Regions from separate parts of the Mus musculus genome. Here all the other regions are linked to region 1. Evidence: chromatin loops called from intact Hi-C (ENCODE). Cell type or tissue: heart. All regions are shown on one strand. Links, peaks and the distances in the headings refer to the core of each region. The heading gives the core; the rest is flanking DNA.

The links. Hi-C counts contacts between places; a loop is a spot of excess contacts. Peaks named below come from ENCODE experiments on the same cell type or tissue, not always from the same donor. Only the 100,000 strongest peaks of a DNase experiment are listed, where the experiment ranks them.
Region 2: it touches region 1 in a loop (6-fold over the local background); 23 of 42 quality-filtered maps call a loop at or near these places.
Region 3: it touches region 1 in a loop (6-fold over the local background); 3 of 42 quality-filtered maps call a loop at or near these places.

Annotation. Positions count from the first base shown.
Region 1 is chr8:70,716,450-70,723,875 of GRCm38, reverse strand. Gm3336 (predicted gene 3336) reads right to left here and starts at 5,333. Exons shown (of 4, transcript NM_001195253.1): 1 at 5,244-5,333; 2 at 3,148-3,456; 3 at 1,939-2,099; 4 at 1,241-1,832. The coding sequence starts at 5,322. The coding sequence ends at 1,785. Gm34255 (a long non-coding RNA gene) reads left to right here. Exons shown (of 3, transcript XR_379077.3): 2 at 242-605. It overlaps Iqcn (IQ motif containing N), which reads right to left. Exons shown (of 4, transcript NM_001370847.1): 4 at 6,226-7,274. The coding sequence ends at 6,309. It also overlaps a transcript of Pde4c not described here. In heart, for the core only: a CTCF peak has its summit at 2,977 (motif pointing left); DNase peaks (open chromatin) are centred at 2,075, 2,985 and 3,885; H3K27me3 peaks cover 1,878 bases.
Region 2 is chr8:70,842,484-70,847,483 of GRCm38, reverse strand. Kcnn1 (potassium intermediate/small conductance calcium-activated channel, subfamily N, member 1) reads left to right here. Exons shown (of 10, transcript NM_032397.3): 8 at 712-720; 9 at 920-989; 10 at 2,923-4,320. The coding sequence ends at 3,168. Among named protein-coding and RNA genes, the nearest start is that of Arrdc2, 5.3 kb to the right of the region's middle. In heart, for the core only: a CTCF peak has its summit at 547 (motif pointing right); DNase peaks (open chromatin) are centred at 903, 2,783 and 4,823; H3K4me3 peaks cover 428 bases; H3K27ac peaks cover 1,876 bases; H3K27me3 peaks cover 3,262 bases.
Region 3 is chr8:70,866,905-70,871,904 of GRCm38, reverse strand. It overlaps Ccdc124 (coiled-coil domain containing 124), which reads left to right. Exons shown (of 5, transcript NM_026964.3): 2 at 1,831-2,000; 3 at 2,798-2,972; 4 at 3,054-3,168; 5 at 3,260-3,678. The coding sequence starts at 1,842. The coding sequence ends at 3,464. Among named protein-coding and RNA genes, the nearest start is that of Ccdc124, 4.1 kb to the left of the region's middle. In heart, for the core only: a CTCF peak has its summit at 2,199 (motif pointing right); DNase peaks (open chromatin) are centred at 510, 2,204, 2,821, 3,190 and 1 weaker place; H3K4me3 peaks cover 1,667 bases; H3K27ac peaks cover 1,228 bases; H3K27me3 peaks cover 461 bases.

The DNA.
Region 1 (7,426 bases), core at 289-5,288:
TACCAATCAAGGCACCCCAAGGCTTTAGGAAAGCTGTTCTGCTATGCTGTGCTGGTCCAGGCAGCTGATGACACTCTCTGGTCAAACCTTACCCACAAGTTAGAGCTGCAGTCAGAAGTGGGAAAGCCAGGGAGCTGGGACTGGAAGATGGAATGTGGCCTGGGCCTAGGAGATCTTGAGGCCACTCCAGTCTGTGGCTGTGAAGCAAGTTAATGTTTCACCCTACACCCCTCCCCCACAGACAGGCCAGGAGACCTCTCACCACCTACTCCAGTGGTCATCAGAGCGTGACCTGCTGTGGGTGGAGGTCACTTCAATCTGCTGTCAAACATCATAGCAACGAGGGAGACACCCTCACCTGTACTGAAGAGTGGGTCCTGTCTCACCCTAAAGTCGGCTGTCTGAAGGGTTACCAGACTGGAGCCTGAGCCACTGAGGGAGTGGTGGAGAGCAGGGTGTGCAGAGAGGAGCTGAGGCAGCCAGCTCCTTCCTCCCCGTGACCTCTGCACAGCCCACTTGGTACCTCCTGCCCCAAGGTTTTGAAGATTGCTGGAAAACTCAGATCCTTCCAGCAGTCAGAAGACCCCTCTTCACTTCACGGCCAGGTAGGCCTCGATGTCTTCATCAGGAAATAGGCCCATGCCTCTCCTACTGTAGGGCCTTTTCGTGCCCTGAGTACTTGCCCTGGGTACTTGCTCTGGGTGGGCTTTTTTTTGTTTTTTGGTTTTTCGAGACAGGGTTTCTCTGTATAGCCCTGGCTGTCCTGGAACTCACTTGTTTTTTTGTTTTTTTGTTTTTTGTTTGTTTGTTTGTTTGTTTTTTGAGACAGGGTTTCTCTGTATAGCCCTGGCTGTCCTGGAACTTACTTTGTAGACCAGGCTGGCCTCAAACTCAGAAATCCACCTGCCTCTGCCTCCCAAGTGCGCTACCACGCCCGGCCCTGGGTGGGCTTCTTAAGTCATGTGGATTTGTAGCTTTCCCCAGGCTGCCTCCCGTTAGGTTAGGTCTTCCAGTTCCTTGGATAGTGGCCTCTGTCCTGCCAGGACACTGGGTCACACAGGTCCTGGCTGGGGGGGGGGGGGGTGAGGACAGCAGCCCTGTCCTCTGACCCTGAAATGACATGCTCTGATTGTCATCCCCCCTGAAAGCAGACTCGGGGTTAACAGTGTGACTCCGGATTAAGGCAAAGAGGTACTCAACCCGAGAGTCAGGAAGCAGCTCTGAATCGTGAGACTTTACTCAGTTTATGCTTATTTAGTTTTATTTTTTAATGTGTTTTGCCTGCGTGTATGTCTGTGTGTCACCTGTGAGCCTGACGACTGCAGAGGGCAAAAGAGGCCACGGGACCCCTGGGACTGGGGTTGCTTACATGTGGGTGCTGGAAACAGAACCCTGGTCCCCTGAAAAGCAGACAGTGCTCTTAACCACTGAACCATCTCTCCAGTCTCCCACAAAAAAAATTTTTTTTCTAAAGATAGAGTCCCATGTAGCCCAGGCTGACCTCAAACCCCATATATAGCTCAGGGTGGACTTGAACACATGATCCTCCTGTCTCTACCTCCCAAGTGCAGGGATGACAACTGTGCTCCATCCCACCTTGATTCATTTCTGAGTTGTGTACTAGATCTGTGGGCCAAACTGGCCTTGAAATTCCTGGGCTCCAGTTGTCCTCCTTGCCACTTATCCCCAGGTCAGGATAGCAGGGTACGGGTGAGGGGGGGAAATGTTTCCAGACACTGCTCTTTCCAGGTGTCACCCCCACCATATCTCTAGTCCTCTGAGAGTCACGACTGTAGGCGGTCAGCAAATGGCAGCCTCTGGCTCACGCTGCCCTAGAAGAGGAACACACATAGATTGGCATTAAGCACCACAGGGCTCTACTGCAGGGGGATGTCTACTGGGAAGTCAGCAACCCAACCCTGGCTGTACCCATCTCACCATAGATACCGTATCCAGATTATGGAAAGCTGGAGCATCTCGGTTATAATGTCTCACAGCGACGAACGCAGAGCCAACGAGTAAGACAGACACAAGCAGACACACAGCAATCACCACACCGGGGTTCCTGTATGATGTGGGGGTCCAGAGGCTGCCTGCATCTGGGAAGAGGAAGGGGTCAGCCCTGGCCACATCCATGCCCCAGGCCCTCACTGAGGGTTCCTAGGGAGGAGCTCCCCCCTCAGCCACACCCCAGCCCCTCACTGGGGGGTTCTAAGCAGGAGCTCCCCCCCAGCCACGCCCCAGCCCCTCACTGGGGGGTTCTAGGCAAGGTTCCATCCCTGAGACTCGCCGCAGCCCCTTACTGGGGAATTCTAGTCAGGAGCTCTAGCCCTTAAGGTACTCCAGGGCCTATGTTGTTTATAAACAAGTATATAATTTCATGTGGATTTTTCGTTCTCTCTCTCTCTCTCCTTCTTTTCCTTTCTTTTCTTTTCTTTCTTCCTTTTCCTCCTCTCCTCCTCCTCTTCTTGCCTTCCTCCTCTTCTTACCCTCTTCCTCTTCCTCCTTCTGTTCCCCCTCTTCTTGTTAATTTTTCAAGACATTTCTGGCCCTGGCTATCCTGGAACTCACAGTGTAGACCAGGCTGTCAGGCTGTCCTGAAGCTCACAGAGAATCTGCCTGCTGCTACCTGAATGCTGAACCACCATCACCCTGCTTGGTTTTCTTTTTCTTCTTTTCCTCCCATCCCCTTGGTTATCTTTTAAAAGACAGGGACCCACCATGTGGCCTGGGCTAGTCTCAAACTTGAAGCCATCCTCCTACCTCCTCCTCACAGTTTTAGGAACACAGCACTGGACCACCACACACAGCGACAACTAGGTAATGAAACCTGTTTTCTTGCACATGGCTGTGTCCTCAGGAGCCAGCACACACTAGCAAGTTACTAAGGCCATAGACCCAGTAAAATATGGCTTTAGATGGCTTGTGGCTCAGGCCTGCCTGCACACTTCCAGGTCTGTGTCGCCACCTGGTGACTGGTTTCAGAACTGCTGTCAGATTTCAGCCAATTTGTTTGTTTGTTTGTTTTTTGAGACAGGGTTTCTCTGTAGAGCCCTGGCTGTCCTGGAACTCACTTTGTAGACTTTGTAGACCAGGCTGGCCTTGAACTCAGAAATCCGCCTGGTCTCAGCCAATCTTTACACTCACCCTGGTGTGGGCTGGACACAGTGGACAACCCTTGTGGAGGCAAGTTCGTGGACTGGGATGTGGTGGTCGGCTCGGAACTGGGGAACCCAGAGGTGGGGAGAGAGGCTGTCTCTGGATCTGGGGAGGCTGAGCCCGGATTTGGAGTTGTGGAATCTGGAGGGGATATGGTTTCCAGACTTGTGTAGGTAGAATCAGGGGTTGTCTCTGGACTTGTGGAGGTGGGGACAGGGGTTGTCTCTGGACTTGGGGAGATGGTATCAGAGGCTTTCTTTGCTATTAAACTCTTCAAGAATAGTGTAAAATTAACATCTGGGAAAAAAACAAACAAAAAAACAAGATGTGGATATGTGTCTATGAAGCTTGCGAATGGGCATCCTGGGCTGGAACGCTGCTCAAGTTCGATCTCAGCCCCTGGCCAACATACCTGTGACTGAAGATGAGCGCTCTGAGTTTAGCTTGCCAGCGCTCTGGCCCGCCTAATGCAACTCTGCCTGACTCCACAGAGCTAGGCTCTGGAGTGCCACCTGTTACAACTCAATCACTGCCTGTGACTTCTGCTTTACAGAAAGGGAAACAGTCCCAGAAAGTTGAACCATTACTCAACTCTGTCACTCGGGTGCAGGCATGACCTCCACATCCAGAACTTTCTAGAACCCTGAGAACTGGGAAGCCCTGACCTAAACTAGGACTTGAACTCTGCCCCAGAATGCTGGCCACACCCTCTACCGCCGAACCAACACCAAGATTCAGGTCTCTGACACACCACCCCTCCCTCCTGCCGTGCTTCCCCTCCCACGGCACCCTTCCCCCACCCTGAAGACATTCAGAGGCTGTGGAGATAGTTCCTGTTCTCCCTCCTCCCATGACTTCCTTCCAGATCCAGGTCGCTCCACCCAGGTGTGCAGGGCACAGGCCGCAATGGCTGCTTTGCCCAGCCCATGCCTCACCCCACATAGCACATATGAGGAAATAACATTTAGGTTCTGAAAGGGGGTGCTGACCCCACCTCCCACACCCCAGTCTCCCAGGCCCTGTGGCAAAGGAACCTAAGGATGTGAGTAGACTCGATGAGAAATTCCTGAGGAATTAAAATTGACCCTAAGCCAAACCAGGATTAATTAATTAATTAAGGTTTTAAGTGACGAAAGAGGAGGTGGTAGCAATCTCCAGTTCTACTAAGAACCTAGCACCAAATAGGTCTTTATAATTTTCTGGAAAGTTAAACAGAAAGGAGAGTAGAACCTGTCTCATGCCTTTAGTCTTGCACACAGGAGGCAGAGGCAGGCTAATCTCTGAGTTTAAGGTCAGCCTGATCTACAGAGCAAATTCCAGGACAGCCAGAGCTACACAGAGAAACCCTGTCTTAAAAAACATCAAAAAATAAAAATAAAAAAAATAAAGGAAAATAGGGGTGTTTTGGCAATGTATCTGGTATTGCACTTTTCCGTCTCTGAGATGGAAGCTGTGCCAATTGTCCTTAATAGGGTCATCCACAGGCTGGAGCCTGTCTGGGCTTCCAGGGATAATTGTGGGGCTTTCGGAATAAAACCATCAACTATTATAAATCAACTGTCTAAAGAAGTAGCTGGAAGCCGGGCGGTGGTGGCTCACACCTTTAATCCCAGCACTTGGGAGGCAGAGGCAGGCAGATTTCTGAGTTCGAGGCCAGCCTGGTCTACAAAGTTAGTTCCAGGACAGCCAGGGCTACACAGGGAAATCCTGTCTCGGGGAAAAAAAAAAAAAGAAAAGAAAAGAAAAAAAGAAGAAGAAGAAGTAGCTGGAAGGAAATAAGAAGTCTGGCACCACGACTCCTAAAGGGAACAGGGACAGTGAATGAACAGAAAGTGAGCCCAGATCCCTGGTATGACAAGGGGGCGGTTGTGTAGGCCCTCCTCACTCTCTGGATGGGGCAGGACTGTGCCAGAAACCCCTGAAGTGTCCCGGAAACCACTGGCTTTTGCCTCAACTCAGATGATCCTAAGGGGTTGCTACCAACTCTACTGTGTCTGGGAGGAAAGGGGAGAGTAGGGTTTGAAGCCCTGTGTCCCGGTCCCACTGTCCACCCGGAGCCATTCCCTTTCCCTCCACCAGCCTACCCCTGGATGCAAGGATGACGGAGGAGTCGCCTAGCAGCAGCAGAGCCAGCGCCAGGGGCAGCAGCCACGAGCTCGCCATTCCTGCAGTCTGCCCAGGCTGCAGGTGCGCGCCCAGGTTAGCAGTGCCTGGCCCACGCGCGGCCCCTGCCGGCGGATCGCAGGAATGACGGGCTGCTTGGGGCTCTGGGGTTCCCTCCAACCCTTCCTTCCTCCTTGGCACCCCAGCGCCTCCTCAGCACGGGGTGAACTGTGCTCCTGAAGTCTCAAGACACGTAGTGGCCCCTGTCCCCAGACACCCAGGGATACCCCTTCTATGGCTGCCCCAAACCTGACTTGAATACCCATGTCTCTCTGGCCACCAGACTCCTCTGGCTCACCTAGGTGGAAATGCCTTCTCCGGTAGGTCTCACAGCACAGTGGATGCAGCTGGAACCGTCTAGCATTTTTCTAAAGGAGGTACAAGCAAGCTAAGGAAGTCGAAGTGGGCTAGTCCCTGCCACAGAGGGTCTCACTGTGTAGCCCAGGCTGACCTAAACCAAACCTCTTGGTGATTCTCCTGCCTCAGCCACCCATGCTGAGATGACAGGTGTGTGCCTGTCACAGGTTAATTTATGTATATTTGGTGTTTGTTCCTTCAAATAGTGTGTGTGTTTATGTGGTGTGTTCCTACATGCCGTGTGAGTGTGTGTGTGTGTGCAGGGAGATCAGGTGAGTCACCTCTCCCCATCAGTGATCAAACACACAGGCTCAGTAGCAAGCATCTTAACCAACTGTGTCATCTCACTGGTCCCAGATGTGACATTTTACAAATCACTAGCCATGTGACACACAGGATTCCATGCTAGTGACCTGTGGCCCCTGGAAAATAATTAGGGTTCCCCAAGCCTAACTATAGATACCACATGGGCTGGAGACACTGGAACTCCTTGCTGCTGGCACGGTCTAGAATTCCCCTTGTTCCTCCCAAGATATATGACCAGAGTCAGGCTGTAGCATGCTTTATTCACAAGACTCATGAGGCCACATGGCCATGATGGTGTCTCTTGCCCACAGCCAGGGAGGGGTCTAGACGCCAGGCCAGTGCAAAGAGTAAGCCCTTGAGCTATGGCGTGAAGTGTCCCTGGAGATGCTCCACGGGCCTCCTGTTCCCAAGAGTGCATCCGTGGTGAGGCAGCTTCGAGTGTAATGGCCCCTCCACACGGCCTGAACCATCTTGGCTGCAGACTGCTTCTGGCTGAGCTGCCGGCGGGTCCTGTAGCCCTTCCAGGCGGCCTGGATGATGGTGCATGCTCTGTGCTGCTGGCTAAGAAGGGTGTTCTGCTGGGATGCTGAGGCCCATCGAGAGACAGGCTGACCTGAGATGCCCTGGCCAAAGCCCTGCACCACTCGCGTGGAGAGTGTGTGGCCACACACGTGGCAAGTGCGTGGCTGGGATCCCACAAGCATCACAACGCTGGGCGGACTCTCTACCGGGGGACCCAGGGATTGACAGACGCTGCAGACATCTGGTTGACAGGATAGGAAGCAGCGGTGCTCGGAGCTATTTCTGTTGTCCAAGGTTCCCTTGGTTCGACCACTGTGCTCTGGCCATGCAATAGGGAGCAGTACCTGGCGGGCCCGGGCCCGGCGAATGCAATAGCCGCGCCAGGCAGCCTGGATGATGGTGGTGGCCCTGAACAGCCTTTCCAGATTCCGTCGTACACGGTAACCACGCCACGTAGCTTGGATGATGGTGGCCCATTGGTGCCACACTTTCACAGTGCGGCGCACTAGGTAGCCACGAGCGCACGCTTGGATGGTGACAACGGCCTGGACGACAACTTTCTCCATGCCCTGTACTGACATCAGCAGCTCAGCTGAAGGCTTGCGGTCCAGCTCGGCCTCTGCACCAATGGGGTCCCATGGCTTGTGGCCCCTGCTGGGATACCATACGCCTTGGGGTGCCCCAGCATGTGCTGTGGCTCTGACCGATACGTTGGGGACTTTGGAATTCCATGACTGGCCAGAAGCCAGGCCGGCATCCACAGGGCCCTGGGATACAGTGGGGGGTAGGGATATCGTATTATGGCCAGTTTTGGGGTGTGTAACAAGATGGGGTCTGTGGCTGTGGGGTGTGGTTCTGGGGCCCTGGGAACTCCCACCGAGGCTTGTCTCACCCACCTTGATGTGTTGAAGTCTATGGC
Region 2 (5,000 bases), core at 1-5,000, 120 kb before region 1:
TCCCTCCCTCCCTCCCTCCCTCTTTCTTTCTTTCTTTCTTTCTTTCTTTCTTTCTTTCTTTCTTTCTTTCTTTCTTTCTTTCTTTCTTTCTTTCTTTCTTTTTGCCAGTGATACTGTGACTCTCCAAGGGTGCCAATGTCAGAACTCTGGGTCTTAGGAGGCTGTCCACACCCCTGGGGAGGCATATGCAGGATGTGTCATAGAGAGAGCGGAACCTACCTTTGGCAGCCTCTTCTCCAGGGGTCAAGGGCACCACACCTGATCAGCAGCTATGGGTTCATATCCTGTCTCTGTGCTGATCCCTGATCCTGTCTGTATGCTGATCCCTGATCCTGTCTGTATGCTGATCCCTATGGCACTGCCCTTGCCAACCTCTGTTTTCATCCAGGATGTTTTCTAAGCAAGTTGCCCATGGAGGCAAGGTGCCACTCAGAGGACTGTGGGAGAAGGGCAGTGAATAGCATCTACCCAGGGCTGCCGGGAAGTCCCCGGGGTGACAGGGCGCAGGTGTCGCCTTATGAGGCCAGATCCCTGCCACATGGGGGCAGTAGCTCCTTGGCAGCCCAGGAGCCCCTGCTGGGAACTGGGGAGGCACCTGGCTACGGGGCTGGGGCTGCGGCCACTCAGCCAGTCACTGCATGAGATTAAAATTAAACTGTGCTTTTTCTCTTTCTCCGTTTTCCTTTTCTGCACTCTCCTGGCTCCTCCCAGGGCTCAGAAGTAAGTCTTGGGGTGACTGGAAGTCTGGTGGTGCATGATGCCCGTGGGGGGTCCCTAGTGGACAGAGAATGTGTCTGTCTTAGTCTTGTGGATGGGCCTGCATCCAGGCTCTTGGAAATGGCCTGATCTGGACCAAGATTACAAATGCATTCCACCCTCAGCCCCGAGTGACCTGCCCCTGTCCCTGCCCTATCCCCAGGCTCCGAAGTGTGAAGATTGAACAAGGGAAGGTGAACGATCAGGCCAACACGCTGGCTGAGCTGGCCAAGGTGAGCATCACCAGGACGGGACGGGAGGAATGGGCTTCCAGGGACACGGGGATAGTGTCTAATCAGAGGAGGCAGAAACCCACAATGCAGCATCAAGTATTTATGCTCAACTTGGCTCTTCAGTTTAAATTCATGAGTAATATTCCAGGCATCCACAGCCAGGGTTCTAGCTCCTTCAGAGGCTGAGGCAGAAGGATCCTTTGAGGCTAGGAGATCAAAAATAGCACAGGCTATATAGAGACTCAGCATTGACTACATTTACAGCATAGGATTCTAGACATGGACTCCACCCTGAGCCACACCTCCAGCCCCTCACTGGGGGAGTTTAGGCAGAGACTCCACTTTCTAGTCCCATTCTACCCAGTAATGTCTTCAGAAGATATTAAATTCTTTGTTGTTTGTTTTTAAATATTTATTTATTTAATATGTACGTGAGTACACTGCTGCTGTCTTCAGCCACACCAGAAGAGGGCATCAGATCCCATTACAGGTGGTTGTGAGCCACCATGTGGTTGCTGGGATTTGATCTCAGGACCTCTGGAAGAGCAGTCAGTGTTCTTAACCACTGAACCATCTCTCCAACCTCCAACCTCCATTTTTTTTTTTTTGGAGTTTTTGAGACAGGGTTTCTCTGTGTAGCCCTGGCTGTCCTGGAACTCACTTTGTAGACCAGGCTGGCTTTGAACTCAGAAATCCACCTGCCTCTGACTCCCAAGTGCTGGGATTAAAGGTGTGTGCCACCACTGCCCGACCTTTTTGTTGTTTTTAAGACAGTGTGACATGTAGCCCAGTCTATCCTGGAATTCACTGTGTAGCCAGGGACAACTTAGAATTCCTGATCCTCCTGCCTTGTAGCTGCCTGCAGCTACACGAACCGGGTTCCTGAATCGGAGGCTGGGGCTGTATGGGAGGAAATGGTGAGAGAAATAACGAGACCAAGACAAGATACTGATCAAGGCCCAAAGTTTACTTAAGAGTCTGAGCTTATAAAGGTGAAAGGGCCATCCTCCAACACTCCAGGTTCTCCTTGCTCTGCCGCCAGGCTGTCAGTACTTGGTGGCCAGGCTGTTGCTTATTCAGGATCGGCTCAGGAAGACAGGTTCAGCCTGTCAGCAGGCAGCAGCATCTTGGAGAAGAGCACAGAGGGGGCAGAACACTAGACCTAGCTATGTCTCGGAAGTCTCCACCCCAGGTGGTCCCCTTCACAGTGGCAGAACAGGTCTGAGCCAGCCTGCTCACCGCTGGGGGACGCTACACTGCCTCAGCTTCTAGAGTTCAGAAGTCATAATGGTTCATTTCACATAGTTTACTCCAGTACTCACATGGCTGCAGGAGGATGATTGCTTCAAATTCAAGGACAGCCTGGAGACTGTCTCAAGAAATACACACATACATATAAATAAAAACCAACCAAACAAATAAAGCCAAGCTGGGTCTGGCGGCACAAACCTTTAATCCCAGGTCTCTGGCTTCTGAGTTTGAGGCCAGTCTGGTCCAGGTAGGGAGTTCCAGGCCAGCCAAGGCTACATGGTTATTTATGCCCTGTCTCAATAAATGAATAAACAAACAAACAATACCAGAGAGGGCTATGAGCTAACAGTTATGGGTGTCTTCAAATGTCACATCCTGGTTTCTGGACAAGTAGGGACAGGTAAGCTACAGTCTGGGCAAAGCCATGGTGGCCCAAAGAAGAAAACCATTCTCTAGCTCCATCTGAGCCTGACATGTTCACCAGCTCCCTGGCGGCCTGTGTTGGGACTCTGCACCTCTGGCGCCCCCTGCTGGTCACACAGCCGGCGAGCTGCTGGAACAAAAACTGCTCAGTCCCCTGCTCTTTAATCCTCATGCTGGCCCCTACTGTCCTTAGCCCTCTGCCCTCAGCCATCTCCTGGTCCCTCCCTTTATCACTCGGTCTGTCTCTCCATCTCTGTAGGCACAGAGCATCGCATATGAGGTGGTGTCAGAGCTGCAGGCCCAGCAGGAGGAGTTGGAGGCACGCCTAGCCGCCTTGGAGAGCCGACTGGATGTCCTGGGTGCCTCCCTGCAGGCTCTACCAGGCCTTATAGCCCAAGCCATATGCCCTCTACCACCACCCTGGCCTGGGCCTGGTCACCTGGCCACAGCCACCCAGAGCCCACAAAGCCACTGGCTGCCCACCATGGGATCAGACTGTGGGTGATGGCTGCTGACCGCTAGACTGCTCCATCTCAGCCATCGTGTGGCCACAGCTAGCTCCTTGCCGTTTTGGACCTCCGGACTACTGCATTTAGAAGCTTGGGTGAACTGAGCCGACTGGACTGGCACTCATCCTTCTGAGGCTGGGCCACAGGATCCAGGTCCCCTTAGCTGTCCCAGGCCCCAGGAGGGCAAGGAGTAGTAGCAGGGGCCTCAACATTTCTAAGTAAATCAGGAGCTTCCAGCCCGCTTTCTGTTGACATGCAGGGGGCTGCAAACATCTCCCCAGAGGAGGTAGATGACCCCACCTGGGGATTCCTTAATGGACGGGGACAGACGTGGAAAGTCACTGCACATGCATTGAGTATCTACTGTATACAGGGACTGAAACAATGGCTTTTCTTCAGGATCTATCTAACTGGAGTAAGATACAAACAAATGAGAATTCAGAGAGGTGAGGCCACTTGCCTGTAGCCACACAGCAATGGTCTGAGGCAAACACACTTGTTAAACAGCATAAGCGGATAGATTCTACTTGGGGATCCTGATGTCAAAGTAAGGACACACGGGAGGGTGAGAGGCCAGGGTTACAGACGAGCAGAGTCACCACGGTCACTTCAGACCTTAGGCTTCAGACTTTGGGTACTTGGGGAACACTGAGACACCTCACAGGCATGGGCGGCTTATCAAGAGCAGCCTAAGTCACAGTGTCCTCTGATCAGACTTTCAGCCACCTGTCTTGGGAGATAGTGGACCTGTGTGGGAACCCAGAGGCCCAGTTTGGATTCTATAAGTTTGTGGGGTGGAGCTCTGGGGTGGACCTGGGCAGGCTTTATTCCCCTGCTGCTGTGGGAAACAGGCCTAACCCAACCCCCACACGGGTCAGACAGTAGGTGCTCAATAAATACCCCCTCCTTCCTAAGACTGCCCATGAGGGCTTGGGAAACATGGACCCATCCTGCCCCTTCTGAGCCCAGTATTAGCTCCTGTCCATCAGGAAGGGGACTGAGATCAAAACAGGTCCAGAAGAAATAAACAAGGCAGGTCAATGTGACACATGCCTTTATTCCTAACACCTAGGAGGCAAAGGCAGGTGGGTTGCAGTGTATACAGTGTAAGACGTGGGGTGGCACAGAAATAAACAAGGCTGTAGGTGACTTGGGATTCTGGTGAAACATTTGGGCGTGGAGGACAACAGGGTCCTTCAGATTCCAACTGCGCGCTGCGTGTTTCTAAGGTCTGTGCATCACCGGGAGGCGGGCTGGGGCTAAATGAGAGTATAAAATGGCCTGGCGTGGTGCAAGCCTTTACTCCCAGCATTTGGGAGGCAGAGGCAGGCGGATTTCTGAGTTCGAGGCCAGCCTGGTCTACAAAGTGAGTTCCAGAACAGCCAGGGCTATACAGAAAACCAAAAAGAAAGGGAGGGGGGGAAGGACGGAGGGAAGGAGGGAGAGAGAGAGAATAAAACGCAGTTGTGAGGCCACAGATCGCCTCGGTCAGAGGACACATTTTCCCTGCCCCGGACTTAATAATCAACGTCATGGAGTAGGAAGTCCGGGTGTCTAGGGACCCGGTTCGTGGGACATGCAGCTGGGCTCCCTGCGCAGCTTCGGGCGCCGCGGGGGTCGGGGGCAGCGGCTGCCAGGCTGGTGATGTTCCAGGCAGCCGCACTGCTGCATGTGCAAGCACCTGAGGTGGTGGTGCGCGGTTGGAGCGCAGCGTAGGCGTGAACGCCGTGGCCAGTGACTTCACCGCAGCCAAGACAACCTGTGACACCAGCAGATGTTACTTCCAGGTGAGCTCGCAGAAGCAGTAGACACTCAGGAAGCTGAGGCA
Region 3 (5,000 bases), core at 1-5,000, 150 kb before region 1:
CCCATTTGAGGCCAGACAGTGCTTAGGAGCCAGTCAGGGCCCTCACCCTTCATGAACTGGCCTCATAGCCTGCTCTCATGATCCCTGCCCACATGGTGTTCACACCCAGCAGTGCCCACGGGAGCTGAATGGGACTTTGTAAGCCAGATAGGAGTGTGTCCCCAGCCCTGCCCCCTCCTCTTTCCTACCCCTCACTCACCCACCAGAGCTTCCATGGACCCCAATGAACACACAGCCTCATTCCTGCCACTGGACCTTTGCATGCTCTGAGCTGTCTGTGGGGAGTGTCTCCTGATAGGATGCACAGGGTCTCCTGTAGAGGGAACAGAGGGCCTGAGGGTGGGAATTCCCTGGTGGTCCCCGGCCACTCAGAACTGTCTCCCTCACTCTGAAGCACTGGGCGGGAGCTCGGTGCATAAGTCTGAGGCCCAGTGGGCTGCAGCCCTTGAGCCAGTGCATGCTGGGTGTGGTTCTTTCTTTGTGTAGCTAAGATGGCCTGAAACTTCTGGTCCCCATGCCTCAGCCTCCCAGGGACACACCACCACACCTGACAGGAACAGGGGTGCTCCCCTCACCTGAAGGCCAGACTCCTCAGTTTGGTCACTTACCCTGGGGATGCCTGAGCACCCCACAGTTGAGGTTCTGGGGGCCTACCGTGGAGTCAGTCTACTACAATGTCTCTTCCAGGCACATTGGCTGTGTGTCCTTTCATCTGGTGGGGTCCAGTGTAGGCTCACAGGCCACAGAGTGTCCCCCATCTACACAGTCTAAAATAGGACACCCCAACAGCCATCACCCACCTTGCAGGGTTCCAGTACACTGTGACTTGTAAAAGCCCATACCTTGGTGGACGGTTAGATATGCTCCATACAACATATGCCACCAGAGGCTCTGACACGACACAAAACCCAGTGCTGAGTGACAGCAGCCAGACAGAATTCCACATGGTGAATAGTCTGTTAACCGGAAATACCTCCAGGGACAGGCAGAGGGGAAGTAGCTCAGGAGCTGGAGCAAGGAACGGAAGTGACAGCTGATAGGATTGGAGTCTTCTGGAGTACGCAGTGTTGGTCTTTGCACAACGTTGTAATTATAGTTTTAAAAAAATTATTTCAGTAGGCTGGAGAGATGGCTCAGTGGTTAAGAGCACAAGGTCCTGAGTTCAGTTCCCATCAACCACATGGTGGCTCACAACCATCTGCAATGGCACCCGGTGCCCTCTTCTGGTGTGTCTGAGAAGAGCGACAGTGTACTCACATACATAAAATAAATAAATCTTTTAAAATTAATTATTTTTTCAAGACACCCTGGCTATCCTGGAACTTACTCTGTAGACCAGGCTGGTCTTGAACTCAGAAACCCGCCTGCCTCTGCCTCCCAATGCTGGGATTAAAGGCGTGTGCCACCACCGCCCAGCAATAAATCTTTTTTAAAAAATTGTTCAAAAGCCTCAGAAGAAACACAACAGTAGAGCCCCTTCCTAGAATCACCAGGGAGGGGTGAGGACATGGCTCAGGGCTAGAGCCCCTGTCCTCCAGTGTGGAGGTTCAGGTGGAGCTCCCTCCGCCCTGTGGAGGCCCTGCCTACGTTTTGTGGGTACAGAGTTGTTATATATGTTAATAAAATGAGAGGAAATGCTGACTTGAGGGACTCGCTGCTCCTTGCTATCCTAATAGCGTCCAAGGGTCAGACAGGATCATGTCAGGCCAGCCTGCTCTACATAATGAGACCCTGTTTTTTAAAAAATCGCTTTTGCAAGCAGTCTGTAAAGTCTTGGAGATGGGTGGGTCCTAGTCACAGTCCAGCCCCTCCACGGTGTCCTTCCTGCAGCCTGCTGAGGGATGCCCAAGAAGTTCCAGGGCGAGAACAGCAAGTCGGCAGCTGCCCGAGCACGGAGGGCTGAAGCCAAGGCGGCCGCTGATGCCAAGAAACAGAAGGAGCTGGAAGATGCTTACTGGAAGGATGAGGACAAACACGTGATGCGGAAGGAGCAACGCAAGGTGGGCGGCATGGGCTTCGGTGTTGAAAGGTGGCTCGAGGTAGCCATGGAGGGATGCATACTCAGAAGCTAGCTGAAGTGGGTCTGTGTTTGTCTCCAACCTTATTGTGACATTCCTGACCGAGGCCTGTCTTGAGCCAGCCCCAGGTGCCTACTTGGTACTGGAGTGGTTCGGGCTTGGTGCTGACGTGTCTGCCCACTAGGTGGCAACAGAGACCCTGTCTCCACAGCAGGCCTCGCCCTGCTATCCAGGGGGTTGGTCATTGTTCTGTTTCTATCACCCAGGCTGGCCTGGAACACCCGGGCTCAGCCTCTCCACCTGCCTCAGCTCCCCCTGCAGCTTGGTGGTACTCCAGGTTCGCACCATGATCAGAATTCTGTGTGTCTTTCTCAGTACTGATGACCTTCTTTTGGGATGAGCTGTCCTGGTGCACGACCCTGCCCAGACCCTCTGTCCCCAGAAGACAGAGTGGGAGTGGGATGTTCAGAGCTAGTGGAGGAATTCCACAGGGCAGGGTGCTATTCAAAAGCCATGTAGCGAGATAGCGCTGAGGCAAAGGAGCCTCCGGAAGATGCTGCCTTCAAACACCTTTGATTTTGACCCCAGATAGGCATTCCTCTCTGCCTTTGGGGTAAAGGCACATGGAAATACCCTTGTGAAGCACTTTAGCTGCCCAGGTCCTTTTGTACAAGGGTGCCCTGGGGGGATAGGGAAGGAGGGAGCAGCGCCCTCTTGGGTTCCACCCTGGGCACCCAGGCAGCTTCTGTCTACATAGCCTTCCCCTGTTGCCCCTGCAGGAGGAGAAGGAGAAGCGACGCCTGGAGCAGCTGGAGCGCAAGAAGGAGACGCAGCGCCTGCTGGAGGAGGAAGACTCACGGCTCAAAGGCGGCAAGGCCCCACGTGTGGCGCCCGCCAAGGTCACACGTGCACAGATCGAGGACTCGCTGCGGAGAGAGCAGCGGGCAGAGCCAGGTGTGCATGTGGCCTGGGGCAAATCCCCCGAGGGCTTCGCGCCAACGCCTCGTTCTCATATTCTGTCCCTGTCACCCACAGTGGAAAAGGCTAAGAGCCACCTAGAGCTGCCACTGGAAGAGAACCTTAACCGGCGCCTGCAGGAAGAGGGCAGCGTGGAGGCGCGCACTGTGGAGGACGCCATCGCAGTGCTCAGGTGGGCGGGGCGGGCTGTGTGGGCGGGGCCCTGAAGAGGAGAGTTTGTTGGGGCGGGACTTAGGTCTGGGTCCTGACTCCTTGACTTGCAGTGTGGCTGAGGAAGCTGACCGGCATCCTGAGCGCCGGATGCGAGCGGCCTTCACCGCGTTTGAGGAGGTGCAACTGCCACGGTTGAAGCAGGAGAACCCCAACATGCGGCTGTCGCAACTGAAGCAGCTGCTGAAGAAGGAGTGGTTGCGCTCCCCTGACAACCCGATGAACCAGCGCGCCCTGCCCTTTAATGCGCCCAAGTGACAGAACCAGGCTGAGTCCAGCTTGTCTGAGTCAGCTCATCCCCCTCCAGCCAGGCCTGACCAGGGATTCATAGAGTTCCGGGCCTGGGATTCTCCCAGCTGCGCCATAGGTCATCCTCAACAACCCAGAGGGTCCCTGCTCTGACATCCTAGTCCCCGTGAGCCCTGCAGAGCCCAGTGGAGTACCCTCCCAATAAAGGCTGTGGCGAGGCTGAGGCCCATGTCTGTATGTGTGGTGGGTCCCACAAGGGTGACAGGAGGGGCTGGACTTGCACGCCCCCTGGATAGGGCAGGGTGATTGGAGAGGCTTGAAGTCAGTCACACAGCAGCGGTGGAGCTGCAGGTGCCCACCCTGAGCCTGAGGTGTAAGGCAGTTTTCTCCAGGCTGACACACGGAACACAAATGTGTGGGGCTGGCTGAGGCTGTCTGGTAAAGATCATTGGCCATGATGGAGAAGAGTATAGGCTTTGAACCCAGAGCTGCTTTTTCTAGCAGCATTAATACTGAAGAGCTGAGAGGGAGCTGGAGAGAGACCCATAAGCCTGTGGGCAACGCTAACTGCATGACATTGTGAGGCCGGCTGGCTTGCACCCTGGCAGTGTCCCCATCTGAAAATGGCTGGTGAGCACCTTTGAGAGGCAATGGTCAGACAATCAGCAGCACGTACTGAATGTAGAACTTAGTATTCAACAGACTCGGGCACTGAACTTATGTTCTGCTCCTGATCATAGGACATTAAGATGGCCTGTCGCCGTGCAGTGGTGGCGCACACCTTTAACCCCAGCACTCGGGAGGCAGAGGCAGGAGGATTTCTGAGTTTGAGGCCAGCCTGGTCTACAGAGTAGTTCCAGGACAGCCAGGGCTATACAGAGAAACCGTGTCTCGAAACCAAAAAAAAAAAAAAAAAAAAAAAAAAAGGCCTGTCATGGGGAAATTAAGGCACAAGGGTAGGCGTGGGGGTGGGGATTTATCAAGTCCTAAAATACTGACACCTGACACACATGACGTTTTTCTTGTACCAGGAATGATGCAGGTGTCCCCTGCTCCCAAGGGCTGGGGCTGGGATGAAGGGATAAGTTTCATGGAGTGGGCCTTTGAAGAATGTGAAAGAGTCCTATACCTAATCAAGAGGGACGGGCCATTGATGCCAAGGGAGTGACACACTGATGCTGGATGTGGCTGGAAGTATAGCAAGATACATCAGATTAGTAGAGTGACTCCAGCCCCACAACTGGAAAGTCAAAAATTCCTAACCTGGGCACGGGGCGCGTGCCTGCCACCCCAGGCCTCCAGGCAGAGTCAGGAGTTCCTGGTCACCCTTTGCTCTATGGTGGCTACATGGTCTTAAAGGCCTCGTGGGGAGAAAAGCCTACTAAACCGAACAAGTCCTGCAGCGCACCAAGAGGCAGCCCTGGGAACAGGGGGTGCCTGGTATCCCTGCAAAAGACCTGGAAGCCTTGGTGAGGCTGGGGCAGAGGAGTCATCACTCATGGGGCGTGGCAGCAGTCGGGGGTCCATGTACCTGAATGTGTCGTC